Linked DNA regions of Homo sapiens: all the other regions are linked to region 1. A link is a loop called in an ENCODE intact Hi-C map of the cell type or tissue named here. Cell type or tissue: IMR-90. All regions are shown on one strand.

What was found. Hi-C counts contacts between places; a loop is a spot of excess contacts. Peaks named below come from ENCODE experiments on the same cell type or tissue, not always from the same donor. Only the 100,000 strongest peaks of a DNase experiment are listed, where the experiment ranks them.
Region 2: it touches region 1 in a loop (9-fold over the local background); 20 of 110 quality-filtered maps call a loop at or near these places.
Region 3: a loop joins it to region 1, with 8 times the contacts of the local background. A loop is called at or near these places in 2 of 110 quality-filtered maps.
Region 4: a loop joins it to region 1, with 2.6 times the contacts of the local background. A loop is called at or near these places in 7 of 110 quality-filtered maps.
Region 5: a loop joins it to region 1, with 5 times the contacts of the local background. A loop is called at or near these places in 3 of 110 quality-filtered maps.
Region 6: a loop joins it to region 1, with 3 times the contacts of the local background. A loop is called at or near these places in 3 of 110 quality-filtered maps.
Region 7: a loop joins it to region 1, with 4 times the contacts of the local background. A loop is called at or near these places in 6 of 110 quality-filtered maps.

The regions. Positions count from the first base shown.
Region 1 is chr2:226,476,859-226,480,858 of GRCh38, reverse strand. No RefSeq gene overlaps it. Among named protein-coding and RNA genes, the nearest start is that of MIR5702, 180 kb to the left of the region's middle. RefSeq lists a silencer at 2,452-2,746 and an enhancer at 2,384-2,934. In IMR-90, no CTCF peak of the experiment used is centred here; a DNase peak (open chromatin) is centred at 2,298; H3K27ac peaks cover 3,260 bases.
Region 2 is chr2:226,789,619-226,793,618 of GRCh38, reverse strand. All of the region lies in intron 1 of IRS1 (insulin receptor substrate 1), which reads left to right. Among named protein-coding and RNA genes, the nearest start is that of IRS1, 8.2 kb to the left of the region's middle. RefSeq lists a silencer at 1,531-2,220. In IMR-90, a CTCF peak has its summit at 1,958; DNase peaks (open chromatin) are centred at 1,778 and 2,218; H3K4me3 peaks cover 2,793 bases; H3K27ac peaks cover 3,524 bases.
Region 3 is chr2:226,184,222-226,188,221 of GRCh38, reverse strand. No RefSeq gene overlaps it. Among named protein-coding and RNA genes, the nearest start is that of MIR5702, 470 kb to the left of the region's middle. In IMR-90, no CTCF peak of the experiment used is centred here; DNase peaks (open chromatin) are centred at 401, 2,131, 2,521 and 2,841; H3K4me3 peaks cover 874 bases; H3K27ac peaks cover 3,280 bases.
Region 4 is chr2:226,648,818-226,652,817 of GRCh38, reverse strand. No RefSeq gene overlaps it. Among named protein-coding and RNA genes, the nearest start is that of MIR5702, 8.0 kb to the left of the region's middle. RefSeq lists a silencer at 2,345-2,434 and enhancers at 2,391-2,685, 2,575-2,704, 1,792-2,705, 2,706-3,621. In IMR-90, no CTCF peak of the experiment used is centred here; DNase peaks (open chromatin) are centred at 167 and 2,457; H3K27ac peaks cover 1,572 bases.
Region 5 is chr2:225,669,029-225,673,028 of GRCh38, reverse strand. The region is part of intron 7 of NYAP2 (neuronal tyrosine-phosphorylated phosphoinositide-3-kinase adaptor 2); the gene reads right to left. Among named protein-coding and RNA genes, the nearest start is that of NYAP2, 270 kb to the right of the region's middle. In IMR-90, a CTCF peak has its summit at 2,467; a DNase peak (open chromatin) is centred at 2,478.
Region 6 is chr2:226,211,803-226,215,802 of GRCh38, reverse strand. No RefSeq gene overlaps it. Among named protein-coding and RNA genes, the nearest start is that of MIR5702, 440 kb to the left of the region's middle. In IMR-90, no CTCF peak of the experiment used is centred here; a DNase peak (open chromatin) is centred at 1,832; H3K27ac peaks cover 679 bases.
Region 7 is chr2:226,426,035-226,430,034 of GRCh38, reverse strand. No RefSeq gene overlaps it. Among named protein-coding and RNA genes, the nearest start is that of MIR5702, 230 kb to the left of the region's middle. In IMR-90, a CTCF peak has its summit at 2,254; DNase peaks (open chromatin) are centred at 1,904, 2,304 and 3,594; H3K4me3 peaks cover 179 bases; H3K27ac peaks cover 2,560 bases.

The DNA of each region.
Region 1 (4,000 bases):
TTCTACTAGAAATAATCAATGTGTAAATTAAATGTTATTTTAATAGTCTCTAATTGCTAAATTTCTTCCAGTGCTCCTCTTATATATTTTGTTGGAGAGATAAGCAAGTAAAAAGTTATCTAATCCTGGTTTTACTTAGTGCATAAGAGATTTTACCATATTCCATAATGGAATATAAGGAGTGAAGTGCCAAAAAGTTCAGGTGCCCTGAGAGCTGGCCAGTAGCCACCACATATAATGTATTTGAATTCACACAACAAGGAATCAGTTTCCAAGAAACATGCAAAAGGATGTTCTTGAAATAACTACCTGGAGAATTCAAAGTCTTAGCAACTGATTATAATTCTTGACTCCAAACCTACAGAAGAAAAAATACTGAGGAAAACCATTTCTATGATCCAGAAAGTTAACACCACAAATCAACTTACAAAAACACTTAATGACATACCATGGCCATTCTGCTGTGCTTAGGTTATAATGGGGCAATGACTTATTGGGAAACTTTCATTGGAAAATAGATAGTCGAGGACAGGTCCTCCTCTCTGAAGTCAGAGAGAACTAGTCACCCTCTTCCTGACCTCCATGATCTTACTGCCCACTGATAGGCTATCCTGAGTAGAAGGGAGATAAGATGGCCCTTCTGGACAACTCAAAGGGATCCCTTTTGAAAGTGAAAATGTTTTGAAGTTTTTTCATGCCTGAGCTAAATACAGGCACTGCATCTTCTTATATGTAAACATGGGGCTTTTGATAGGTAGACACCATCTTCTAAATCCAGCAACACCACTGAAGTCTGATGGCCGGTAGAAGAATAATGTAAATTTTTCCAAAATGCTTTGAATCTCTGGTTCAGTCAATATAATTTTATTCTTTAGAGCTACACGGTCCCATAAAGTAGGATTAGCCACATAGGGCTATGCCAACTAAAAGTAATTAAAATTAAACAAAATGAAAAATTCAGTTCTTTAGTCAGAGTGATTCCACATCAAGTGCCTAGTATCCATTACTGTGGAAGGTTCTATTGGTTCTGTACAGTGCTGTCTATAGCCATTTCATTTTATTAACATCTGATGTCTTTGGTTGCTTGCTTGATTGCTAAAAAAGGAAAAGTGGAAGGACGGTGGAGCCTTGCTTGTCCATGTTAGGAAAACGTTTATTTCAGCCTCTACAGGGCTTCTTATCTAAAAGTCTTCTATGCTCACTCTTATTGGGTCCTTTACATGGGTCCATTCCAGCTCCTGCCTTGATCCTGTCTAATCAATCCTTCTCACTGCTTCCAGCGTTAGCATTCTTTTTTTTTTTTTTTTTTTTTTTTTTTTTTTTTTTTTTTTTTTTTTTTTGAGACGGAGTCTGGCTCTGTTGCCCAGGCTGGAGTGCAGAGGCACGATCTCGGCTCACTGCAAGCTCCGCCTCGCGGGTTCACGCCATCCTCCTGCCTCAGCCTCCCGGGTAGCTGGGACTACAGGCACCCGCCACCACGCCTGGCTAATTTTTTGTAATTTTAGTAGAGACGGGGTTTCACCGTGTTAGCCAGGACCAGGGTTAGCATTCTTAACCACAGGGCAATGGAAGTTATTTTTTTCCTAGGAAAACTTCAACTCTTCCCCATTACTCACAGAGTAACTTTTACTTACCTTGATTTGGATTTGATCTGGCCCGAACCAACCCTTTCAGCTCTTTTTCTGTTTCTCTGACTATCCTATGCCCTGGCCACACTCAAATTCAAACACCCTTGGCTGCCTACCCACATAACTTTAGTCTTTTGCTCATGCTGTTCCTTGGAGCTCTAGGAAACGTGTCCATGCATCTTGGTTCAGTTTATGTGCCAGAACCTTTGTGAAAACTTCACAATCTCGCTGAACCAAAGTGTGTCACTACCTTGTCTAAGTGCTCACAGCACTTGCAGTTCTATTACATTTTTTTTCCACTTAAATTTTTACGTGTTTAACTCTCCTACTGGGTGATAAGCTTTTTGATGCACAAGATCTTGCACCTCTGTGTCCTGCATAGCTTTCTACACATAGCTGTTTAACAAGAAATACACAAAGAGAGTTGAATTTAATTTGGGGTGAGGATAGAAAAAATGGTTAACTGGAGTCAGGGAGGGTGTGCTTAGAGAACCATTGCTGGGGGTTGTGTAGGATTATAAAGGATGCAGACTGGAGGAGGACTGAGGTTAAGATGAGAAATCTACCCTTGGCAGTGCTGAAAAACATAACAGAATTGTGCGGCAGCACTGCAGGCTGCCAATGTTTCATAGGTCACAAAACACCACGAGGCATTCCTCCTGATGGAGGTCAACCTCCAGCAGAGTGAGTCACTCTCTCCCTGTGCCCATGAGGCCCTTAATCCATGGCTCTGCAATATTCCAAGGCCTCAGGCTGAGCACTTCCTGGTGTCAGGGCCACCCTCTTGCTCTATCCTGCCTCCTTACCATGCACACTGCCCCATCCATCCTAGGGCCCAGTTTCATGCATCCCATAAGGAAGTTTGCAGTAAATTCTGACTGAATAAATTCAACTGTGAGCTAAGACCTGAGTGAAGGTAACCACAGGCAGAATCTAAAGCATGTAGATTGCCGAGTACAAACAGGAATGCGGAATATGTTGCCGGAGTAATTTTATTTATTTTCAAACAGCGCAGGGTCTTTGGGTCATCTCCACCATTTAACCCAGCGATATCTTGGCATCCCTGGAATGCTGAATGCTGTTTGATCAGTCATCACGTCTCCTTTCCACAAAAGGGCCTGTTTTTACTGAAGATAAAACTCTCTTTCCTCGTCTTCAAAAGGAAGCTCAGTACATTACAAAAAAAAAAAAAAAATTCCCCCTTTGACTTTTTCTCACTCTAAGTTTCCCAGGGGTCGATGTGAAGTGAAGGAGAATGTGGAGAATTGGAGCTGGAAGTGTTAGGAACCTAGAGCTCTTTTCCACGAATGGGAGGGAAGTTCATCAAAGCACATGTGTGGTCAAAGAAGCTTAAAAATAAACCTGATTTCTAACACAGAAAAGAAAAACTCATTAAGCTTTCAATAAGCTGCTTTTTTCAAGGAATAAAAAAATAAAAAAAGAGAAAGAAATGTCTGCCAACAGAGGAAAAGGCAATACACTCTTCCAAAAGGATCTTTTGAGTAAAAGGAACATGTAAATTCCAAGAAAAGTTAGTTAGAAAGAACAGTTTATTCTCACTGGTTCCTTCTCATCACATCAGTATTTATTTCCCCAAATGCCCTTTATTTATTCATTTTAAAGTATTATAGGTGTCTACATGTTGGTCAGGGCATAAGGAACTTTTCTTACCGCAAAGACCCTTTGGGACACCAAGCAGAGACCTCAGCTATCCTTTTAAATTCTCAGGACTCTGAAACCTAATGTCTGCGTAGACTAACAGGAGGACTGCTGGAAGAAGGCAGGAGCCCAAGTAGTTAGCACATAGGCCGCTTACCAAGAAAATCACCAGGGTGTTCCAGCGTGAGCTGGTTTGACATCAATCCATACGATGGGGTTAGCGTGTGCCAGCTTCAGACTGTGTAACTTCTATTTACCGAAACTGTAACACATACTCATTGTGAGCTACAATTATCCACAGTTTAGTATGTTTATGAAACTATTTTGTGGTTATTTATTAAAAATAAAATTTATGTGTGCTTATTGAAGCTATATTTTGGCAGGCAAAAGAGGTTGGCAGAAATGTCTGAGTCAACAGCGGGCACTAGCCACTCTTTATGTCGTCATATAAAAACTTGTCAAATAATATTTAGTTTTTAATCTTCAGTTGCAAACATAAGGTTAGTCATGAAAAATATTCTGTGAGTTGGTCTCCTTGAAACAGGAGACTGGGTGTTTGGATTTAACTAAAGGTGATAATTAAGTTTCTGGCTTGTTTAAGGGTGATCTGTTATCCCTTTTCTCCCACCAACTTCTACTACCTGTTTTTTTATCCATGTTCCTCTTCCTTATGTCTTTAAGAGCTGTTTCATAATGATTTTTCATAATATGAG
Region 2 (4,000 bases), 310 kb before region 1:
TATCATGTGTTCATAGTCTTCTTAATTCTGTTTCCAATATTTGATCCATATAATTCTCTATTTTATAGAACAAGAAAAAGGTATATGAACACTCAAATGAAGATTTTGGGTGATATGTTACAAAAAGCATTTATTTGATCAGTATTTACTTCAACATTTATTTTCATCATTCACTAGAAGAAAGATTTAATTGTGTATATCAACATCAGTAGTACAAATCTTGTTATATCAAATGATGTTTTTGGGAGTCAGAATCCCTCAACACTTTAAGCATTTGTATTATAAAGTGCCTCATTGGTAAAATAATGAGAATTTGAAGAAAACCAGCCCAGCAGAACTAAAATTTTGGTTTTAAAGGAGATAAAGAGAATAAGTTTTTCTTACTTGTCATCTTAATTTGTTTAGGTTTCTTTTTATAGAGTAGAATAAATGATGTTTGCTCTGAAGAGAATTGATGACCAACTAGAATTTTCATTTTTAAAAAGGGCTTTAAAATAAAATTCTCCTATGTGTTGGATGCATTAAAAAAACAAAAACTCTACAAAATTCTATCCTTAACCTTCTTTGGGAAAATAAAATATTCTGGAATAATCATATAATCCTATTTCTAATAATTCTGGAGTAACAATCGACCATGCTTTGCACAGTGCCAGGAAAATTCTACAATGCGTATTTGAGATGTTTGTGTTGGTGTTTAAAGTGAGGCACCAAATGCTACCTGGCACATTTACATCCTCAATTCTGCTTGCTTGCCTGTGCCCTGTTGAGTCCAAAGATGTTATTCTATAGCTATCTGAAACAGACAGAAGTCAGACCTGTGAGTGGCAAACAGCTTCTGCTCCGAATGTGTGTGCAAACATTATTTTCCTCACTTCCTCAGCAATTGCTGTCTTTGCTTCTTTTCCTCATTTCTCAGGTAAAACCTGAGACTCGGTGAAAGGAATAGAGGTATGATGAGGCGTGGGCTCTGTTGAAACATCTCGGCTTGTTTAAAATTTTTCATTGTCTGTTAAGAGGAGAACACTTGTGAAGCACTGAGCTCAGGAGCTCTACTTGTTGGAAGCCTGTCTGCTTTACCTGTAGTCCAGTGACCTTTTCTGCCTGCCCTTTCTCTTGCATAGCCTCTTAGTTCTGGCTTGCTCGTTTTCTAGTACTATCCCCTGCCATCCCTTTGTTTCCACCTCTTATTTCATGTTCCTGACATTATCCTTTTTTTCTTTTGCTCCTTTTCAGAATTTCGCAGTACTTGTGGCCCACTCTCTGCAGAGAGTAAATTGAGAGCCCAAGAAGCAGGGCAAAAAGAGCCTCTCAGACTCGGTCATAGCAGCCCTGCCACCTTTACCTGGCATCAAATTTATCTTTTAGTTTTGAAACTGCAGCTGACAAAGACACAGACCCCAGCCATGCCTTTTGGGTTCAGTTTTTTTGTTTTTGTCATTCTTTGTTATGCCCTCCCCCTTTAAAAGAAAAAAGAAAAAGAAAAAAAACAGAAAAAGACTCTTTCCATTTCTTTTTCATTCAGTTTCCTTTTTTGTGATGTCAAGGATTCCGTACCTCCAAGGTTGCCTCCCCTCCCTCCCCTTTCCCCAGCCCTGTGGCCTTTTTGGCTGGCGCAAACCCTCTCGGCCCTGGCACTTTCCCTTTTCCGGGTCACCTCCGCTTCCTGCATTCCTTCTCCTCCCTCTTCCGAGCCCCCTTTCGCCCGGGGTGGGGGAATCTGCAGCCAGACCGCCCTCGGGTCTCCCGCCCCCGCCCGTCTCGGGTCATCCAGGGCGGTGGGGCCCCTTCCCGGGCCGCGTGGTCGGCGCTGGCGGGCGAGGCCCCGCCCTCGGGCACAGCCGCGCGGCTCTGGGTCCCGGGCGGGCGGGGCGGTTGGGCGCTGATTGGCCCCCACCACAGCCAATCAGCATGTGAAACGGCTGAGCCGCGGCGGGCGCGGGGCGGGGCTCTCCGCGGGTCCCCTGGCGGTGGTGGCGGGCGGGCGTCCCTGGGCCGCTTTCTGCCACCCTGCCTGGCACCTCTTTCCCGCGGGTGCCCGCAGGCCGAGCCGCAGGCCCCCTCTGCACCGCGCCCGCCGACTGAGGACGTTGTGCCCTCAGCTGTATTCTTGCATTTGGATCAGAATCCTAAGAATGAAAAAGTCCAACCAGCCCACGGACGGGGGCCGGAAACACACACTTGCTCTTATTTTTAATTGAGAAAAATCCAGGCCGTAACCATGTGACGAGCCCCATTTTGTTTCCCTTCTCTCTTTACTACGGTTTACTACGAGGCCACGTTCCTTCGTCTTCCGGTCTCGAGATCCGCGAGCAGGAGGGAGTCCCGCACGTGGCTGCGGGCCTGCGGGCCAGGTGGGGTTGGCCCGCGATTCCTGCCCGCCCCCCTCAACCAAGGGAGGGAGAGAGACCTGCGAGTGCTGCGGATGCCATCGTTTTGGGTCATGGGGGGAGGGGGAATTCCTTTGGCTTGAAAGTGCCCTAGGCTCCATACACTTTACTGCAAAGCACCAGAGCTAGGTAAGAGCTGGGAAAACGCATCCTCCTGGGCTGTGAGGGAGCTCACAGCGAAATGAAAGACGGGACTGCAGCTTGCAGATCCTGAGAACCCGGTGTGACAAGGGTTTGGGTAGTGTGTTCCTTAAAGGCTTGGAGGAAATGCTGTGGCGTTCTCAGACACAGATTCATTTTTCCATCATTGACAGTCCCAGTGACAGCCCGTCAATTTAGGCTGGGCACATCGATTTTGAAAGCTTGCTAGATTTGTGTTGTGTACCCTCCAGTAACCAAAATTATGTGAGATATATTACTACATGGGATGGAAAATGTGTTCAGATTTGGCCTTTCTAAAATAAGGAAAATAAGAAAGAAAAGTGCTATGGGAGTATTTTCTCCTCCTCCTCCTTCCCTCTCAAATAAGCATTTCTCACCAGCCAACATCCCTCTTGCATCACTGAATCATAAGATCCCAGGGCAGCGCTTTTTCTGAGGGGCCAAGTGAAACATCACAGGTGGAAACGTACCAAGCAGGTGCAAATGTTATGACCCAAAACTGCTACTGAGCAGTGGGAGAGAGTTTCTCTGTTGTTCCAGAAAAGTTTGAGCAGCTAATAATTTGCTTAATGTTTGCAATTGTTTAGGTATCTTTTTATAGTAAAAATAAATCCATAAAATGTTGCATATATTGTAGTCATTTCTCTGAGTTCCCCCTCAATAAATACTATCTCCAGCATTGCCCTACAGGAAGAGACTTGGGATCCAAAGGGCATGCCACCTTTTTTTTTTTTTTAAATCACAATTCCAGGAAAATAGCTTTGTGCTATCTTAAATGATGCAATGGAAAAAGCAGTTCTTGGGAGCCAGAGATCTTGGGCTCCAACACAGCCTGTGCCCTTCACTAGCAGAGTGACCTTGGGCAAGTCACTTAATTTCTCTGGACCTATTTCTTCATCAGTAACTTGAGGATTTTGTTCTAAATTATTCTAACCTCCTTTGCAGCTCTAAACATAGGAATGTTGTGGAGAAAATGACTGATACTCTTTAATGGGTCAGTTGCAATGAGGATTCTTTCCGAAGAAGCTGTTGACAGGGTCATGATAAAGCATGAGAATAGCCTGTTCTGTCCATTTCTAGCCTTTGGATCAGACATTCTTTATGGACAGACTGGGGCCTGGAAGGAAAACATTGTTTGATTCAGGCCTGACATTAACTTTTCTTGCTTCAAGGGGGCATTTTCGAGTTTTAACAAACCCTAAGACAAACCCTCCTGATCGACCAGCCTAAGTTTTTGGAACCATCTCTAGACTGAATTATGCTCCTCTTCCTTCCGCCTTTTTAAAAATAAAATGTGTGTGGGAATGCAAGGCACCTGCTAGTTCCTACATCCTAAGGTCAGCTCTCAGAAACATCCCACCCCTCCCCACACTATAGAGTAAGCTTTAACCAGTGCACACTGTGGAAATTAACACATGCATCCTGTTGGAAATCACCTCTTTTTCAGGGGT
Region 3 (4,000 bases), 290 kb after region 1:
GGCTCAGAGAGGTTAAGTATCTTACCCAAAGGGCACACAGCTGTTAAGAGGCAAAACTGAAATTAGAGCCCATTCAGTCTGGGTTGAGTCTGTGCTTTTAACTACCATGATAAACGGTCTCTTCTTCAGAAGTTGACCCTGTACTGTGTGAAGAAAAATTTATTTACAGGGATGAAAACTGGGCAGCTGGTTCAAAGGATCCCTTGGAACTACTCCATAGAAGGATAAAGAGTAGAGACAAATAACAAGCTCACTTGTAGTTTTAGACCCTGGTAAACTTTTGGATGCTCCTGCAATTTCATACTTCAAATGAAATAACTGAATATTTCCTGAAGTAAGTAACCAGCTCTATAACTTGGCAGAAATCTCTGACTCCACTTAACTCACGCAGAGGGCCATGACATGCAGCCTAAGTGCCCAGGAATTTTAAATCAAGATGTATCTATGTAGTGAAACTTTGTGTGCGTGTGAGTGTGTGTGTGTGTGTGTGTGTGTGTGTGTGTGGTTGTTTTACCCTTTGCTTCCTGCTTGGAAAAAAAAAGGTAAATATTTAAAGTTATCTACAAATTGTATTTTTTCCCTAGAATGCAAGAGTCACAGAGATAAACGTTAGCTGTCAGAAAAGCTGCAAATCATCTGAGATGAAGGTGGTGCTTTTTTATTACAGTATCTGAGAAGAAAAGCTTTCAGAGTGAAATTCAGTAATCCCTCGCTTCTGATTCCATGTCTACTGAGATGTTCAAATTTGAGTGCGGCCCTTGGTAAAGCACTGATTGCTGAAAGGTAGCTCTGTCCCATGGGAGGATTTGGAATGAGATCTAGTAGAAATTTTCATTCAAGTTGAATAGAAAACAGAAAAGTGAGTGTTCTATGGAAAGCAGAAGTCTGGCAATGATGGATTTGCCCTGTGAATGAAAGTCTAGGAATGTGTGTCCTTCCCACAGTTGGTTTATTAAGAAAGTCCTGCAAGTTAATATCACAGTATGTGTTTGAATACAGGTATAAATTTCTTGAGAGTCCACAAATCAACTATCAGTGGAAATCCTGATACCCACCAAATGATGTTTTTACATCTATGTATTCATCAATCTAATAATTTTCTAAGAGATAGCAGTGTGTCTATTCTATTGAGTAGAATACTATTGTTTTTCTTTTTTTTTTTTTTCTTTTTTCTTTTTTTGAGATGAATTCTCTCTCTGTCACCTAGGCTGGAGTGCAGTGGCACAATCCCGGCTCACTGCAACCTCTGCCTCCTGGGTTCAAGTGATTGTCCTACCTCAGACTCCCAAGTAGCTGGGAATACAGGCATGCATCACCACACCCAGCTAATTTTTGTATTTTTAGCAGAGACAGGGTTTCACCATGTTGGCCAGGCTGGTCTTGAGCTCAGGTGATCCTGACCTCAGGTGATCCGCCCTCCTCCGCCTCCCAAAGTGTTGGGATTACAGGCGTGAGCCACCGTGCCCAGGCTGTTTATCTTTTATTTGTAAATTTAGATATTTCTGAAGACAATATTAATTTACAGGGAAGTCATTATCCTTCTTCCTAGAATATGCCTGCATAAATCTATGGCATGAAATGCACACATTTCCGACAGGATTCTTTTAATAATACTCTCTCATTTTACAATATTCCCTGACACCATAGCATGACTGGATGAATTATTCTCCAGACATAGCCTAATTTCCAATAGTCATATTTCTTAAATATTTTTGAAATTATTTTTAATAGAAATTTGTAAGATTATCAAATTCAGTATTTTATTGATGGACAAAATTTTACCTGAATTGTCTTAAAAGTGCCACTTTTTATTTCTAAAAGCAACAGAAAATGAAAGGCATTCATTTTATAACTCCCTAGTGTGGATCCTTCTCCTGTTAACAAACTCAAATTTTTAGGAAGCTTCAATTCTTCCAATTCCACTTTAATGCCATTTTTTCTCTCATTCTGTTTTCGGAGGCAATGAAGAACAGCTGGTCACCATTCTCTGCAATAATAACCTTCATATAGTTGAAACCCAAATGGTTTTGGACATGGTACTTACAAAAACATCTCCTTGCAAATGATGTAGCCTATTTGGTATTTCCCCTGTAAACAGCTAGATTCCTTATAGCCAACCCTTCCAGCAACTATCAAATTTTAGCTCTGTTTAGTATAATGCAAGCATTTTCTGCTTTGTCTATTCAGGAATGTCTTCCTAGGAGGTTTCACAATAAAATTTATTGTGTTTCATTTATGACGTACAATGTAAGAAGAATGGAATGCTTTTCTGTTAGGATTTGCATTGATAATGAAAGGTTACTATAGTGCTGGTCTGCTTTGACCAAATTTGCCAAATTCTGAAGAGAATGCCAATTAGAAGGCTGTAATGCTTTTCACTGAAACAGACTGAGGCCAATACCTGGTGGTGGGGACCTGTCATTGTTGGCCAGACTCTATTTTTAATTGGGAGAGAAGGCAAATGCTAGATCAAACAGTGTTTACTAAGTGATACCAATAATTCCAAGTCATAGCCACACCCCAAAAAGCTGAGGAAGTGACTAAGTCCTTCTGAGGTCGTCTTTTCTATTAGTAGCAATGTAGCCAAAAGTCTGAAAACGCTCACATTTTGCTCTCTTTAGGAAAAGACAACATTGATTTTAGAGGTTTTTGTTATGGAGGCCAGGGGGATTTTTCCAGTGCAGCACAGAGAAATCTGGGTTTGGATTGGGAAGCCAGACATTTCTTGGCTTACATTTCCTACTTGAATGGGATTCGTTTGCCCCCTCCTCACCTCTCCCCAACCCCCAGGCAGCTAGAAGCCCCACCTCCTTGCTTGGACCATATGGGGAAGCTGGCTCGGTGGCTGTTATTCTACTGACTCCAAGTTCACGCAGCTGTTCATCCCCTGCTTAATGTACTGGTAATTACAGCAATGTGCTCTTCTCTTTCCAATCATGTAACTTTTACTAATGGAAAATGATTTGTTTTTAACAACTTCCATGCATTTCTTTCTCGTTTTAATAAGAAAGGGTGTCTTGTGGCATTGAGCTATTGAATTCTCTATAAAAAACAAAAGTCTCTATATGAGTTTCCAGCTCCATAGGAGGGCTCTGTGGGATTGGCCAAAGGTGGTGGGGAGACTTAAGTGAGTGTAACTAACTTGATATGAATAGGTCAGTTGGGAAACAAAGCAAGCTCATCGCCTTCTGATCATGGAGGTGGTGAAATAACATTTTTTAAAAATGTGAAACCGGGAAGGATCAGAAGTATGAATTGAGTTCTGCTTTCATGATCCAAACTCTATGTACTCTCAGAGAATTTTTAAAACAAATATCTGAAGAGGTTTTCACTTATTTTCATTCAATGTTTCAGAGCATGTAAATGTTCTCCTTTGATGAGAAATGTTGATGATTTGGGTTGGGTGGGGGTTGAAATGATTATAGCAAGTGCGTCTTTTGCTGTAGCCATGCTAAGCTACCAGGCACAGATCAAACAGGCATGTGGTCACATGATCGTTTTATTTGCAGATAAAATACAGACACCTTGGAATTTCCTTCCTTATATCCCCTAAATGGCACTGGAAATCACTCTAAAAGGATAATTTTTAAAGCAAAACTTTTCCAACTCATTAGAGGATTTCAGTTTTAGACTTTTATTTTAAATAAGTGGTTGAGTAGCAGTTGTAACAAAGAATGCCAAGTCACACCCTTGTGTGTGGATGGAAATACTGCTACACAACACACATAGCTAATTTTATCAGAAGGATGATAGCAAAAGGAATGTCTTCTCTACATGAAAACTCAAAAGTCAAGAGCATTGACGAGATGACAAACCATGATTGCGAAGCCTATTTGCCACATCTTGACATTTTAAAGATTCATATAATTCAAGATTTAGCTAAAATTGTAAAATACATATCCTGAGCTCAAAATTCTTTGATGTTAACATGTATCCATATCTTTTAAAGACATTAATTTTATTCCTTGTGCATTTCTTTTCTTCTATTCGTGGTTAATAA
Region 4 (4,000 bases), 170 kb before region 1:
CTGGATGACATAAGTCCGTGGGCTTTGAATATCTGTTTCAGTAGCTCTTCCATGAACCCTGACTTCTCTCTTTTCCTTGTTCAAGGAAACGCAGGTTCTAACTGGCCAACTGGTCGAGCAGTTAATAACTACTCTCATTTCCTACTGCATTCATAATTTACTGTTGAACTTCCTTGACCTCAATGGCGTCACAGATTTGAAGAATTACAGAGCTGTTTAGTGGAAGTGAAAGAACAATTTCACAGGAGATTCATAGATTTTGATGACTATGAATCATATCTTAAGAATTTGTGGCTACCTTTGAAGCACAAAACCACGGGATGTGTCTGAGTTACTCAGGATCAATGTTATTTCTGTGGTTCAGTTTCCCAAAGATCTGACTGAGCTGAAAATGGACCATGCTCACCAAGACCACTGGTAAAAACTTTGGGTATATTAACCAGAATTATTTTTAAATTTCTGGCCACACTGCCAAAATCTTGCTGAACTTTGGGTTTTCTTGACTTTGTGGAAGTGTTTCTTTCATGGAACTGCTGGGATCAAAACTGCATCTGTCTTAGGGATGCAGATTGTGGCTGGGAAATGAGATGTGTCTTAACTTAAAGAATGTCTGAGCTTCTTCAGAGTAGCTCAGTTTAAAATGTTTTCTTATTGACTGATTGAGATGTGCAAGCGGCTGCCACCTGACTTGTAAAAATGGATTTTCAAGTGTATTTGTTTTTTAGATAGCTTCATACTGAGTGAAGGAATACATAGCCTGGAATTTCCTCTAATTATAAGCCTAATCCAGTTAGTGCACAAATCTGGCAGATATTTTAGTGTAATACAAATTAATGTTTTCGTTTGCTTCACCTGATTTGTTTAGTTGAAACTTAAATGTGTTTTAAATGTGAATTTTTAGTAACTATGTATCAATTGCAACGATCAACAATTTTTTGGAGAAATCTGGTAGCTTTACTCTCCTATAACCTTGCATGTTTTTGAAATATTTTCTACTATGATTGCAAAATGATACTACTCTTCAACTGACAAATCACCTTCATCCTTTATCAAAAACATCTTCCTCTAAGAAGCCTAGTTTCAGTTTGGCAGAAGAGAGAGGCTATACGTTTTTAAGGGGTGACAATATGCTTTTAGCTCAGCCAAGCCTGGTTTATTAGACCTTCAATTAAAATAATGAGTTCAATGGCTATTTAGTTTATTAGTGTTTGTAGTAGTAGTGATGGTAGTAGTGGTAGTAGTACTACTAATTACATTTATTGGGCACTGGGTAAGACTAAGTAAAATTAGCTAGGTCATCTCATTTAATCCTCATAGCAATTCTGTGAGGCAGGCATTATTATTATCCCCATTCTAAGATGAGGAAACTGAGGCACAGTGAAGTCAGATGACTTCTCCAGGTGGTAAATCTAGAAAACAGAACAGTTCAGGCCCAAACAGTGTCATTTGACTCAAAACTCACAGTTGTCCCAAAATACTATACCAGCATACTGTCTCTTACCTAAATAGATTGTCTCGCTGTAATAAAACATGAATGGCTAGTGGCAACTCTTTTTGAGCAGGCAAAATGGATGCTTAAAACTTAATGTCAGTCATTCTAACTCTGGTTTAAGCACCATTGTAGGTGGGGTCCTGGAACAGGTTATGAAGAATGGTTATGAAGAATGATGTCAAGTCTGCCATCTCTACTGGATCATGCTCTGAAAGATCTTTTAGAGTTTAGACCCATTCATGGCAAAATGGAATACCCTAGAAGTAGGGGAGAGAGGCAAAAAGAAAGGGAGAGAGACTGAGAGAAAGGGAAAGGAAAAGAGAGAGAGCATGCTCCATCTTTACCACTATCAAGGAATCATTGACCATCCTACATCTCTCCAGGTCCTTCTCAGTGACCCAGGACATCTCAGTACAACGTAGTATTTCAGTCTCACTGCCTGAAATATTAAAGGTCAAAACACATTTTAAGGTGTTATCTCTTTCCTGTCTCATTCTAATCAATTTTGTACATAGCTGGTTTCATTTGAACTCAATCATTGTGATTTGCCCCTTATGGGCAGCTACAATTAATCAAGTGCATGTTAGTCAACATAGTTTGTGTACACCACATAATGAAAATCCCATGAAATTTAGGCATTTTGAATGTTTTAAGAGCAAGCCTCAGTGAGACTTCCCTTGCAGAACCGACTTCCCAGCTGGAGGGAGATGCATGGCCCATGCCTTTCCCAAACAAATGTGTTTGTGACATTTCCCTGTGTAAACGCTGACTTTGTTGGGGGGAAATCTGTGGTGCCTGGAGAGATGGGAGAAATAGATTTCGGAAATGCTAATCTAGGGGAGCAATCCGCAGTATTGCAGCCTGCTGGGGCTGTGTTCTGCATGCTCCCCACAGCTGCCTCTGAGCGAACTTATTGACAAAGGCGAAGGAAGCTTACAGTGCACCAGGATGACTCACTCCACGTTTACTGGGTGGTTCACACGGCTGCCTGCTTGCCGGAACAGGAAGGCCCTTATTGTGCTCAATTGTTTTCCTGAATGCCTTTCTCAACAACAGCAAAAGGAAACATTACTTTTTGGCTTCCAGCCATCCTGGCCACTTGGTACTTCCAGTGCTTAGAATGCAAAAGTTGGGCTCAGCCAAGACATGCAGAGGCACAAGGCTGCAGTTATTTCTGTCTGTGTTTCAGATTAACCACTGCCTTTTGCAGTAAACAATCCAGGGTGATTTAAGACAACGGGAACTCCCTTTACTAGCAACAGCCCCGACCCGAGTTTGACCGTTTGTTTTATGGACTTGTTTCATGTACAGTAACCCCATGGGGGGCCTTGACACCACCACCCACTGAGTTGCCTGAATAAAATAGAAAAGGCCCTGCCTGTCAGTTACCTCCTTCTTGAATCTGATTGTTCCAGAGATACTGTGAGGGAGGGGAAAGTGCAGCCTGGAGAAAAAGGGAAGGAGGAAACCAGAAAGTTAACAGCAAAGGGAATAGAGTCAGAGTGCTGGGGGCTCCCCAGCCTCTGGATGTAATCACAGGCACAGTAAGGGCTAATGGTGGTGGTTTTACCCTTCCATGCTCTTGCATTTGATGTCTTTCCTGTGCTCAGTGACAAGTCTGAATCTGTCTTCCCCTCTGGACACCTTGGCCTGGTCCTTTACTGGTTCTTCAGCTGCTGCTGCCCTGGAAAGGCTGTTATTTTTTAGCTCAAGGGGCCAAAGTTATGCTGCAGTTTGTGGCCAGAAAATGGGGATGGGAGATGAAGTGGCAAAACAGAGTATCAGCAGAGTAAACAGACAACCTACCAAATGGAGGAAGATATTCACAAACTATGCATCTGACAAAGGCGAAATATGCAGAATCTATAGGGAACTTGAGCAAATCAACAGGTAAAAAACAACCTCATTAAAAATGGGCAAAAGACATGAACAGACACTTCTCAAAAAGGACATACAAGTGGTCAAAAAACATGAAAAATTGCTCAGCATCGGTAATCATCACGTGTCCGGAATTGGTGGGTTCTTGGTCTCACTGATTTCAAGAATGAGGCCGTGGACCCTCGAGGTATTACAGTTCTTAAAGGCGGCGGGCGTGTCCGGAGTTTGTTCCTTCTGATGTTTGGATGTGTTCCTTCTGCTGTTTGGGTGTGTTCGGAGTTTTTTCCTTCTGGTGGGTTCATGGTCTTGCTGGCTTCAGAAGTGAAGCTGTAAACCTTCATGATGAGTGTTACAGCTCCTAAAGGCAGTGTGGACCCAAAGAGTGAGCAGCAACAAGATTTATTGCAAAGAGTGAAAAAACAAAGCCTTCACAGTGTAGAAGGGGACCCAAGCAGGTTGCCACTGCTGGCAGGGGCAGCCTGCTTTTATTCTCTTATCTGGCCCCACCCACATCCTGCTGATTGGTCCATTTTACAGAGAGCCAATTGGTCTGTTTTACAGAGAGCTGATTGGTCCGTTTTGACAGGGTGCTGATAGGTGTGTTTACAATCCCTGAGCTAGACACAAAAG
Region 5 (4,000 bases), 810 kb after region 1:
CTCTTTTTTTTTTTTCCCCAGTCTCAGGTATGTTTTTATTAACAGTGTGAGAACAGACTAAAACATTATATCTGTTTATGGTGATCTGTGATTGCCTTTGATGTCACTATTGTAATTGCTTGGGGGCACCACGAACCATGCCCATATAAGATGGCAAACTTAATCAATTAGTGCTTTACGTGTTCTCACTGCTCCACCAACCAAATATCCCCCATCTCTTCCTCTCCTCAGGCCTCCCTCTTCCCTGAGACATGACAATGTTGAAATTAGGCCAATTAATAACCCTACAGTGGCCTCTAAGTGCTCAAGTGAAAGGAAAAGCTGCACATTACTCGCTTTGAATCAAAAGGTAGATATGATTAAGCTTAGTGAAGAAGGCAAGTCAAAAGTCAATATAGGCCAAATGCCACGTTTCTTGTTGCCAATAGTTACCCAAGTTGTGAATGCAAAGGAAAAGTTCTTAAAGGAAATTACAAGTGTTACTGCACTTAATATTTGAATGATTAAAAAGTGAAACAGCCTTCTTGCTGATATGGAGAAAGTTTTAGTGGTGTGGGTAGAAGATTAAACCAGCCACACATTCTCTTAAGCCAAAAATTAATTCAGAGCAATGCTTTAGCTCTTCAGTTATACGAAGGCTGAAGTAGGTGACTGACCTATGGAAGAAAAGTTTGCAGCCAGCAGAAATTGGTTGATTAGGTTTAAAGAAAGTAGCCATTTTCATAACATAAAAGTGTAAGGTGAAGCAGTAAGTTATCCAGAACATCTAGCTAAAATAACTGATGAAGGTGGCTATACTAAAAAGACTTTTGATGTAGAAGAAACAGCCTTCTGTTGGAAGAAGATGCCATCTAGAGCTTTCCTAGCTAGAGAGAAGTCAATACCTGGTTTCAAAGGACACGTTGACTCTCTTGTTAGGAGTTAATGCAGCCAGTGACTTTAAGTTGAAGCCAATGCTCATTTACTATTTCAAAATATTAAGGCCCTCAAGAATTATGCTAAACCTACTCTGCCTGTGCTCTAGAAATGAAAAAAAAAAGTGTGGATGCCAGTACATCTGTTTACAGCATTATTTATTAAATATTTAAAGCCCATGTTGAGACCTACTGCACAGAAAAAAAAAGAATTCCTTTCAAAATATTACTGTTCATTGACAATGCACCTGGTCACTCAATAGCTCTCATGGAGATGTACAAGGAGATTAATGTTTTTATGCCTGCTAAGATAACATTCATTCTAAATCCATGAATCAAGGAGTAATTTTGACTTTGAAATCTTATTATTTAAGAAATCTATTTCATAAGGCTATAGCTGCCACAGATAGTGATTCATTTGATAAATTTGGTAAAAAAAAGTAACTTAAAAACTTCTGGAAAGGATTCACCACTCTAGATATCATTAAGAACACTTGTCATTCATGGGAAGAGTTTGAAATATCAACATGAACAGGAATTTGGAAGAAGTTGATCTCAACCTTTTGGATGACTTTGAGGCACTGAAGGCCTCAGTGGACTGCAGATGTGGTAAAGTGGAAATTATAACAAGAAAACTAGAATTAGAAAGGGAGCTTGAAGAAGTAACTGAATTGCAGCAATCTCATGATAAAACTTGAACACATGATGAGTTGCTCTTTAGGGATGAACAAAGAAAGTGGTTTCTTGAGATGAAATGCACCCCTGGTAAAGGTGCTATGAACATTGTGGAAATGACAAGAAAGGATTTAGAATATCACATAAGCTTAGTTGATAAAGCAGTGTCAGGGTTTGAGAGAAATGACTTTAATTCTACTGTGGGGAAAATGTTCTCAAACAGCATCATATGGTTTGGCATAGGTAAAGGAGGGAAAAAGAAAAAAAAACAGCATTGCATTCTACAGAGGAATCTTTTGTAAAAGGAAGAGTTAAATTGATGTGGCAAACTTTGCTGTTGTCCTATTTTAAGAAATTGCCACAGCCACCCCAACCTTCAGCAACCACTACCCTGATCAGTCAGCAGCCATCAACACTGAGGAAAGACCTTCTACTGGCAAAAACATAGGACTTGATGCAGGCTCAGATGATCGTTAGCATTTTTAGCAATGAAGTATTTTTTTAATTAAGGTATGTACATTGTTTAGACACAATGTTTACACTTAATAGACTGGATTATAATGTAAAAATAATTTTTCTATGTACTGGAAAACCAAAAAATTATTGAGACTTGCTTTATTGCAATATTCACTATATTGCCATGGTCTGGAATTGAACCCATGATACCTCCAAGGTATGCCTGTAAACAATCCAAAGAAATCTTAGCAATATTGATTTTAATACAGATCCCTGTCATTCCAAAACACATGATAAACAATGAATTACTGCTTGATGCTGCCAAAATGATTGCTGAAAGCCTATGTAGGAATTTTTTTTTTTTTTTTTTTTTTTTTTGGAAAATACTGAAGACGTTTTCCCAGGAAGGACATAAACTAATGCAATAGCACCCCTTTGTGGTGACATAAGGCTATAAAAATCATAACCAAGACCATTAATTTGTAAGGGTCTTTTTTAGAATTTCCTGCAGAATTACATTGAAATGGCCTAAAGACTCATTTAGTAATCCTTTCCTTTCTCTTAGGCAGAACCACACTACTATCATCTCACCAATATGGAAATTTACTGTGGTTTTAAAGGTCTCCAAAGGAAAGATTGCATGACCTCTCCCCGTACAACATTCCAGGGTTCTGCTTTCAGGTCTAATAAAAATAACTTGACACACGAGCATGCACCCATTTCCTCTAGTTAAACCTGCCTCTTTGGTTGAGATGAGAACCAGATGGCTGTTATCCTTTTTATTCCTTGGCATCTATGTACACCAACTGTGAAGGCCAAGGATACAGAACCATAGCAAGATTGTACAAAATGGATTTGGTCAGAGGAAGTAATCATGACCTATCTATAAAACCTTCCAAAGTAGGGCCTGCAAATACCACTTCTGTTTGGAGCAGAAAGTGTTTTAGTGGGCCAGAATGTGCAAAGCACATTTCTTCATTTGAAGAGCTCTTCATCTTCCCCTCATGTAAGGTGAATCGCTGCAACCTGGGTGTACTTCATAACAACCCGACTCTCCTTGGAGGAGGTGTGCTCACACTGCTTTCAAACAACTTGAGTCTTTGGAATGATCGTATCTATTTATTTAACCTTCTTGCCCTTTGCACATCATCTGACTGCTGGACAGAACGGAAATAAAAATTGTTATTTTTCTCTTTTTAAAGTCTAACACAATTACACATTTTCTACTACTGAACTGAATGCTACTTTGAATTTTCTCCATTTCAGCATTTTAAATATTAATAAAATTTTGATTTTTTTGTTATTCACTTTAGCAGTTCCCAGTGGTTTTCAAATTATAGAACAAACTGAGCTCTTCCCAGAACATTCTGGATATTTGTTTTCATAGGGTTGACATTACAATACTGTGTTTCTTTCTTCCTTTTTTTTCTCACTAAATGATTTTTTAAATTGTAATCAAGAAAAATAAGTTGTTGAAAATGTAAGCTGCCAGTTTTATCTCTAGTTAGGGTTTATTTTTGTAACACATAATCAGTTGAAATATATAGAGATTAGCTTTGCCCATTTTTGTCCATACGAATGAGCTTTTAAGGGATGAATTAAACAATGGTGTCTTATTTGTAGTAGGTAGAGACGTGATGTGCAGAAACCTACGTTAAGGCCTTTCATTTTAAAACAATACAGGGTAATAAAAGCCAAATTCACGTGCCATAATGACTTTTGATCTCTTTTGTAAAAAGAAAGAGATAGAGTCATGAAAAATAGTAATAATTAACATCTGCTCTGTATGTTCATGTACCACATGCTTTATGCCTCAGGTAGATAACATACATTGTAAAAGAACAGCCAACTTCATGTTCCTGCCTGAAACCTCACTGTAAATAAAATATGAGTCAGACATTCATTATGTAGTTTTTGGTATTCATACTTGTCCTTAATCATCCTCTATTACGTCT
Region 6 (4,000 bases), 270 kb after region 1:
CTTTGAATAAACAGTGTGTTTCTCTTATGTTCCAGACAAGAAAAAAAAATTCAGATATACATCTCAGTTGTGTCAAAGCTCTTATTGAAAATTCTGGAGATAACAATTTTGGAAACATTCTAGCAAGCCAGAGATGGTATATTAAAAATAACTGAGCTTTTACTGCAAATGAAGCACATACGAAATATCAAAATGCTTCTTTGTTATTTTATTTTAGTGAATATTAGGAAAATATTCTATCTACACTCTACATTTTGTTGTAACTGCTTTATCTTATAACAGAATGATAAAAATAAATGCAAGACTTTTTTAGAGAAAATTATCTATCACCCACTCATAACTGGGTGATAGGTGATTTATTTTAGTTCGTACTGTTGATTGGCTGTTTATGATAATTGCTTTTTGATTGGTTTGTGCAAATTGGAACTCGAAATTCCAAGGTGAGATTTATAACACTAGGAAGATTTTTATTAAGCCCTGAACAAAAAAAAATATGTTTATAATGTGAATTTTAATTGCATTCCACTGGAAAAAAACAAGTTCATATTTCACAATTAAATGAAAATCACTTAGGATTAAGAAATTCCTATTGCTGAAATATTCTAAGTTCCTTAAAAAGGTAAGCATTACTGGCTTGTTCTAGCACTACTGACTCTAATAATCAAAATCACATATAAATTCCAAAATAATAATACTGATAGCTTACATTTATTGATCACTTAGGATGTGCCAACTTCTGTGCCAAGCACAGGTCTGCTAGTTATTTAATACTCACCACAGCCATATGAGACAAGTATCATTATTTTCACTTTACAAATGAGCTGCTGTGGCACAGAGATGTTGAGTAATTTGTCCAAAGTCACACAGCTGGTAAAGAGTAGAGTTTGGATTTTCCGGGTCTGTCTGGTTCCTTAGCTTACTAGATTAACTAAGCTGGATGTCATTATATAGAAATTACTTTCTTTCACATTGTCAACTGACATTTGCATTAAAGAAAGATAAATATTCTTACTATAATTCTTGTTTGAATTCAGAACATGAAGGAGAAAATGGAGAGGAGAGTGGAGCCTGTCTCTTGGTGAAAATTATAAATGCCATCTCAATGGGACATGCCCTTTGATAGTTACTCTATTCTGCATCATGGCCTCCCACTCGGCTCTAAGAACTTTTAAGCTTGAAGAACAGCACATCCTAACCATAGTGAGCATTTAAGAAAACTCCCTAAAGTATGCATTATAAGGGGAAAATCCCAAGTGAATCTAAATAAAATAAAATGGGAAAGAATAAAATGAAACACACACACACACATACACACAGACACACACACACACACACACACACACACACACACACACAGAAGTTCAGCTCTATTCTTCCATTCTGCTCAACTCACTTTTTTCCCACCATCCCCCACTTTTTTCCCACTATCACCATTTGGGACACTTTCAACTTTCTCATGGTTTGAGCACAGATTTAGCTTTTTTGAGAAAACCATATTTGTCTTAGGCTAGAATATCTTTCATAAACATCCCCTGCCTATTTATTGAGGAGAGCTTCTGTTCCTTCTCACATTTTCTCCCTCCAAATTCTCTATTGTGATAGCAACCATAGCCTCCAAACTTTAATAATTAACATTTAGTAATAGGAATGTAGGCAAATTTATTCTCTGTTTCTCTTATCCCAAAGTGAAATTGCTTTTTCTTTAAGATCTCGAGGGAACACTAGGTAATGTGGCTGTCTTTTCTGCATCTCATTCCTGAAAAATTCCAGTGATGGAGATTAATCAGTTAGTATTGCGTTGAGAATAGATTCTTTTCCTTAAAAGCTCTTGACTGACTAATGCCACAAAAATGACATTTTAGCCAGAGATCCCGAAATGAATTGAGTCCTTCTTTCTCACTATTCTTAAGCCAATCACAGATGTCTGTAGTATTTATCCATTTAAAATGACAGGCCAGACAAATGCCAGATTGATCAAATAAAGATGAAAATAGAAAATGGGGCTGTAAGAGAGACTGGGAATTAAGATGAATGCTACAGAAATATGCTGTGGTTTCAGATGAAACATCAAATTTGTTCGTGGTATAACCCCAAGTATCAATTTATGAATAATATGTTATTTGGGTAATACTTACGTTTGAAAATATTTGGAATTCTTAATTTGATTTTTTATAGCTTGTGATATTTTTTATTTTCAGTTTTATTATGAATTTCTTTCTCACAATCTTTCAGCTGGACTGGTAATCAACTTTCCCCAAAACTAGTCCTAACTAGCCTTTGAAAACTATTCTCACAGTTCCCATCTAAGCCTGTTAAAATTAAGCCTCTTATAATGTCCTCCCTCTTCTTACCCCCGATGCTAGCTTGAATCTACTGTTTCTTTACAAGAAATCCTTTCCACGTTCCACATTCTGTACTTGTTAATAATTTCTGCTACTCTACTAGTGGGAAGAATATTTGCCCCCACTTTATTGGGGAGAAAAGATAGATGAAATATTGTACCTTTTGGGGCTGAAACATTTTGATTATATAATTTCAATACATTGTTTTTTGTTATGTTTTTCAATCTTCTCAAGAGTGGCAAAATTGTCAAAATGTTAGAAAAATGTAATTGTCTCTTCAAGAAAATACAAAGAACTGATATGAAATATTTGGCCATTTTCTGTATTAAATAAAGCAACAAATATATATTAGCTTTCTCATCCTAATCATGAGTAGAAGATTTGTTTCTGGGATACTCAGAAATGTTAACCAATTCTACCCAGGAGATAGAAAAAAAATTCCTATCGATTTTTTGAGGTTTAGCTGGAGCTATAGTTATCATTTTGTTCTTGAGACACCTATATCTTTATCACACTTGAGAAAACTAAAGAAAACAGACAATATAGATCTAAACTCTTGAAAATAGGCAGGTAAAGTCATTAACATGTGATGGGTTTTGAAAGATTCTAGAAGGTTCTGATTCCTGCCCCTCTCCCAAACTCTCTCTACTCCTGCCTCTTCAGAAACATGTCTACATGTCGGGTTGACCCTCTGTTTTCTTCACTTAAGTTACCCTTTTTTAATGTATGGTTTCAAGTCCTGTTAAAATGCAAGAGCATCCTTTTTCTTGTTTTGCAAAAACAAAAAACACAACAATGAGTGTATTTACTTTGCAGAGATAGCACCATTGTTACTGCAGAGTGTGACCATGATTAATAGCAACTTCAGGTGTTGCTTGCCTAGGAGGTAGCCTCATTAAATTGGACTGCATCCTCATCTTCTGAATGAAGAATCTGGGTGGTTTTGATAAGACAGTAAAAGGTTCAGGGAGAGAACTTAACCACTTGAAGTGCAGGTGCAGGTGATGGTGCCACAGAAGAGGTTCAAGGACACAGAAGGAGACAGACACTGAGTAGAGACAAACTTACTTGCTTTACAATTTTGCTGAAAGCAGCTTTGGCAGAAGCCTGCACTTATTGTCACCCAACTTGTTTATAGTTGCCAGCCCACATTTTAACCTCACCTCAACCTTCAAAATGCAGCTAAAAGACATGATTAGAAATGAGAACACCTACTACTCAATAAAAAACTATTAGGTCCCAAGAATCCACAGTGACAAAATGCAATTTCAGATAGATACAATTGTAAATTTCCTTATTTAAAATCTTGTCTCTCATTTAAACTCTCTTCATTTCATCTTTTGTAGGCAGGGCTTTTCTGCAGTAGAATCTGAATATGAACAGTCAATATGCCTATTAAAAATATATTTCTAAGATAAGGAGGAGTTGTTATTTATTCTTTACCCACACCATTAGCATATTATTAGCAGGATATTTTAAGATTACATAAAGTGTCTTTATGTCACTGAATCATATAACACATTATTATATATATATATAATATACACATATATAAACACGTATGTACACATATACAATATACACAAATACACAGAAATGTGAAACAACCTTTTACTTTTGTATTAGCCTTAATAACTAGTAATACATGACCTCCTATG
Region 7 (4,000 bases), 51 kb after region 1:
ATTGCTTCAAATTCTTGCAACATACTGTAAGGGAGCTCCATGGTTGTCATTTGAACTTAGTGACTTCTGGAATAATTGAAGCTGTTGACTGTCATTAAGCCCCCTCCTAACACCTCATCCCATATTACCTACCAGGACCTGTGCTTACCTATGGGACAATGAGGGTAAGTCCCTTCCCTCCAGCTGCACCCAGTCTGGTGAAGAGAGACAGACAATTACATACAGCACGTGATAAAGCATAGCGATATTATGGGAATACCCAGGAGAGGCAAATCATGTCAATAGAGTTTCAATGAAGGTTGAGGACTAGAGCCCAGGCTTTCTGATTCACAGCCTGTTGCTGGGTTGCATTCCTTTCTCATCTATTCTAATGATTGGTCATTTTGCTCTTGATTAAAATGCTTGAAAAAAGAAGTGAATAAGGGGAGGGACATGTGAAGAAAATAGGTAAGCCATTAGCCAAAAGGTAGCCAACAGCAAAAACAGAACAAAACTAGTCTCTGGATTTTTATTATAAAAATTAATAGTCATAATGCTAACACAATCTAGAAAAGGGTAAATTAAGTTTAAAATTCCATGTTTAATAAAACAAAGATGTAGGTAATATGGCTTAGACATATTTAATCTAAAATGATTAAAATTGAAATATACACGTTTTTTAAAAAAGCATTGCACATCTATTTAATGAAATACATATAAGAGGGGAAGCCTCAGTTACCTGGAAAGTAATGTGATATAAAGCACATGATTTTCTAATAATAACAGATAAACAGGGTATAGAAATGCAGTTTCTTGGGTGGACTATATTAGCAACGGAGAAAATATGCTTAGAGTGTCTGACATACCACATTGCATTTGTAATTGTTCTTCAGCTATTACTTAACAATGTCTATAATAATTATACCACTTCCAGACTATCTTTGTACTTGACTCAGGTATAGCCAAATGCTTGAGGTTTGCTTTAGAAACACTAAAAATATCATATCCAAGGGCCAGACATTTGTAGGGCAGCCGTTAAAGGAGACATATAGCAGTTTTGTTCAGAGGCAAATCAATCATTCACTGACAAGGGCATTGTTGTTTAGTTGGAAAATTATTTGAAGGACAAATACAACCTAAGATGAAAGAAATAAAATAGAAATATAATTGACTAACACTGAAAATCCCAGAGTGTTAGGTATATTTAAAGTTCCAGGGCATGAGGCAAACTCCATGGAGATGGTTAATAATTAATATGGGAACTTGAAATTCTGTTTTACCAAGGAACAGAGCCATCCCTGGGGAAACACACACACACACACACACACACACACACACACACACACACAGAGATATGCATGCAGACGCACACATACACACATGCTCCAGATCCCTTTTGGTCCAATGAACTCTCTAAGGGAAGAGTGGGGTTCAGGCATCAATATTTTTAATTAGTATTTTTAAAAAGCCATGCGTGATGATGTTGCTGTTATGTAGCCAGGATTGGAAACCATTGCTCTAATCGAACCAGGCGTGTGTGTGTGTGTGTGTGTGTGTGTTTGTTCATATGTAGGGCAAGTATTATGGCCTGAATGTTTGTGTCCCCCACCAAATTTATATGTTAAATCCAAACCCCCCAATGTGATAATATTTAGAGATAAGGCCTTTAGAAGGTAATTTAATGGAGGGTGGAGCCCTCATAAATGGGATTAGCACCCTTATAAAAGAGACTCTCTTGCCTACTCTCCTCCAAGTGAGAGTACAATGACAAGCTGACCATTTGCAACTTCAAAGAGGGCTCTCACTGGAACCACCAAGCTAGCATCCTGATCTTGGACTTCTAGCCTCCAGAACTATGAGAAATACATTTCTGTTGTTTGTAAGCCACTCAGACTATGCTACTTTGTCATAGCAGCCCAGACTGACTCACATAGGAAAGGAGTAGTTAGGAAAGTTTTTTCTGGCTCTGTCACCTAGGAGGGAGTGCAGTGGTGCAATCACGGCTCCCTGCAGCCTCGACCTCCCAGGCGAGGCTCAAGCAATCTTCCCACCTCAGCCTCCCAAGTAGCTGGGACTACAAATGTGTGCCACCATGCCCAGCTAATTTTTTTTTTTTGTATTTTTTGTAGAGACTAGGCTTCACCATGTTGCCTAGTCTGGTCCCAAACTCCTGGACTCAAGCGATCAGCCTGCCTTGGCCCCCCGAAGTGCTGAGATTACCATAGAGAAGGGAAGGTAAGCCTGCTGGAAAGAACTGCCTTAGTCAGACGCTGTAGCTGAAGATGCCTCTTGCGGCTGTGGTATCCTGAGCAGGATATTCAGGGTCTAGAGTTTCATTTGCCATTCCTCCAGAGGGTTAGTCATCCTCTGCTTGTGGCTATAGCTCTTCCTCTTGGCCCTCACTACTCAAAGTGTGATCCTTTGGAATAGCAGCATCAGAATCACTTAGGAGTTTTATTGAAATGAAGAATATAAGACCCTATCCCATGGATTGATAGATAAGTAGAAGTCTGAAACTGCATTTTAACAAGGTTCCCCTGTAATTTTATACATATTAATGATTGAGGAACTTTTCTCTACAGCAATGTTTTTCAAACTTTTAACCAACACCCTCCTACATGGCAAGAAACACATTTTACATTGTGTCCTAGGAGACACACACACACACACACACACAACTGAAACAAACTTTTCAGGAGGCAAAATATATGTGATGTATTCTCTATTCTATCTTTAAGAAAAGAATACCAGCCAAGACTCACTACATCAATTTCATAATTCTCTAATAGTTCATAATATGTGGTTTAAGCACCTAAAGAACCAAAGTGACATGACAGTAAAATGGAATACTGGAAATATTTTCCCAGTTTGCAGGAAAATTAAATTAAATGGAAAACCATTTGTCTGTCTAAAGATATTTTTTCCTACAGATTTTTTTAAAGGTCTGGCTTTTGCCACTGCTCGATTGCTAGCAACTGAGTGCCAGTAAGCATAATCAAAAGTAAAAGAAAAGGAGACAAATATTCATGGAAAAAGAATTGGAAAGAGTCAATCATGCTCAGCTTAAAAGTTAAAAAAATAAGTGACATGCTCTTGGTTAAAATTACATGTGTCAAAAAATCAATGTTTTTTGAGACGAAATATTTCTGGATATGAGAAAAGTTTGGTCATGTGATATCAACAAATGCATTAAATGTGTTAACATTTAATATTACCTGATCAAGGTTGAATATCATGGCTCTAGAAAAGTATTTCTTGAATTATTTTTTGTGACCATAGTGCAGACTGAGAAGGCAGAAGACTTCACAGACCACTTATCCTATGCATTCCTGCTCTACAGAGGGAAAAGAATAGAATAATAAGAGGGAACGTGTCACTGTATAAGCAGATTTTTGTGGTTTGCCTTAGCAAAGTGGTAGAGATGACTCCTATTCGAATCACAATGTATACATGCCTTAAAGGCTAGTGATTGCAAAATTACGGTCTTCAAATGCCATTGATGGAAACATATATCACTACACACTTGGGTTAACCAAACAATCCACAACAAAGTCCAATGTAAATGAAGAAGTTAAGCCAAAAGTAATTCCTAAGTAGAAGACATTTGGAAACCACGACCAAGTTAAGACCACACTGATAATCACGTGTGCTTCCTGAAAACAACAGGAATTCCACAAGTTGTGCTCAATTAGAATTGTGCAACCTCACCAGCATTACATGGTAATGTAGGACCCTGAATCAGAGTTCTTAGCAATCTCTGAGATTGCATACAACATTAAATAACATTAAGTAACAATCATTCATTTAGAAGGTGGCCAATGTGTAACCTTTGAATGCATTGAAAAATGATAGTAGGAAGAACCAAAGAATGCACATTATCAGGAGGCCCCACATGGACTATAATCCATACTCTAAGAATCACTTCTATAGAATCATTAATTATCAAGGCCCCAACTGAGCTATCTAGTGATGACTCTGAAATTCCACAGCTTTTTTAAGGCAATAGTTTTTTAGTTCTTTT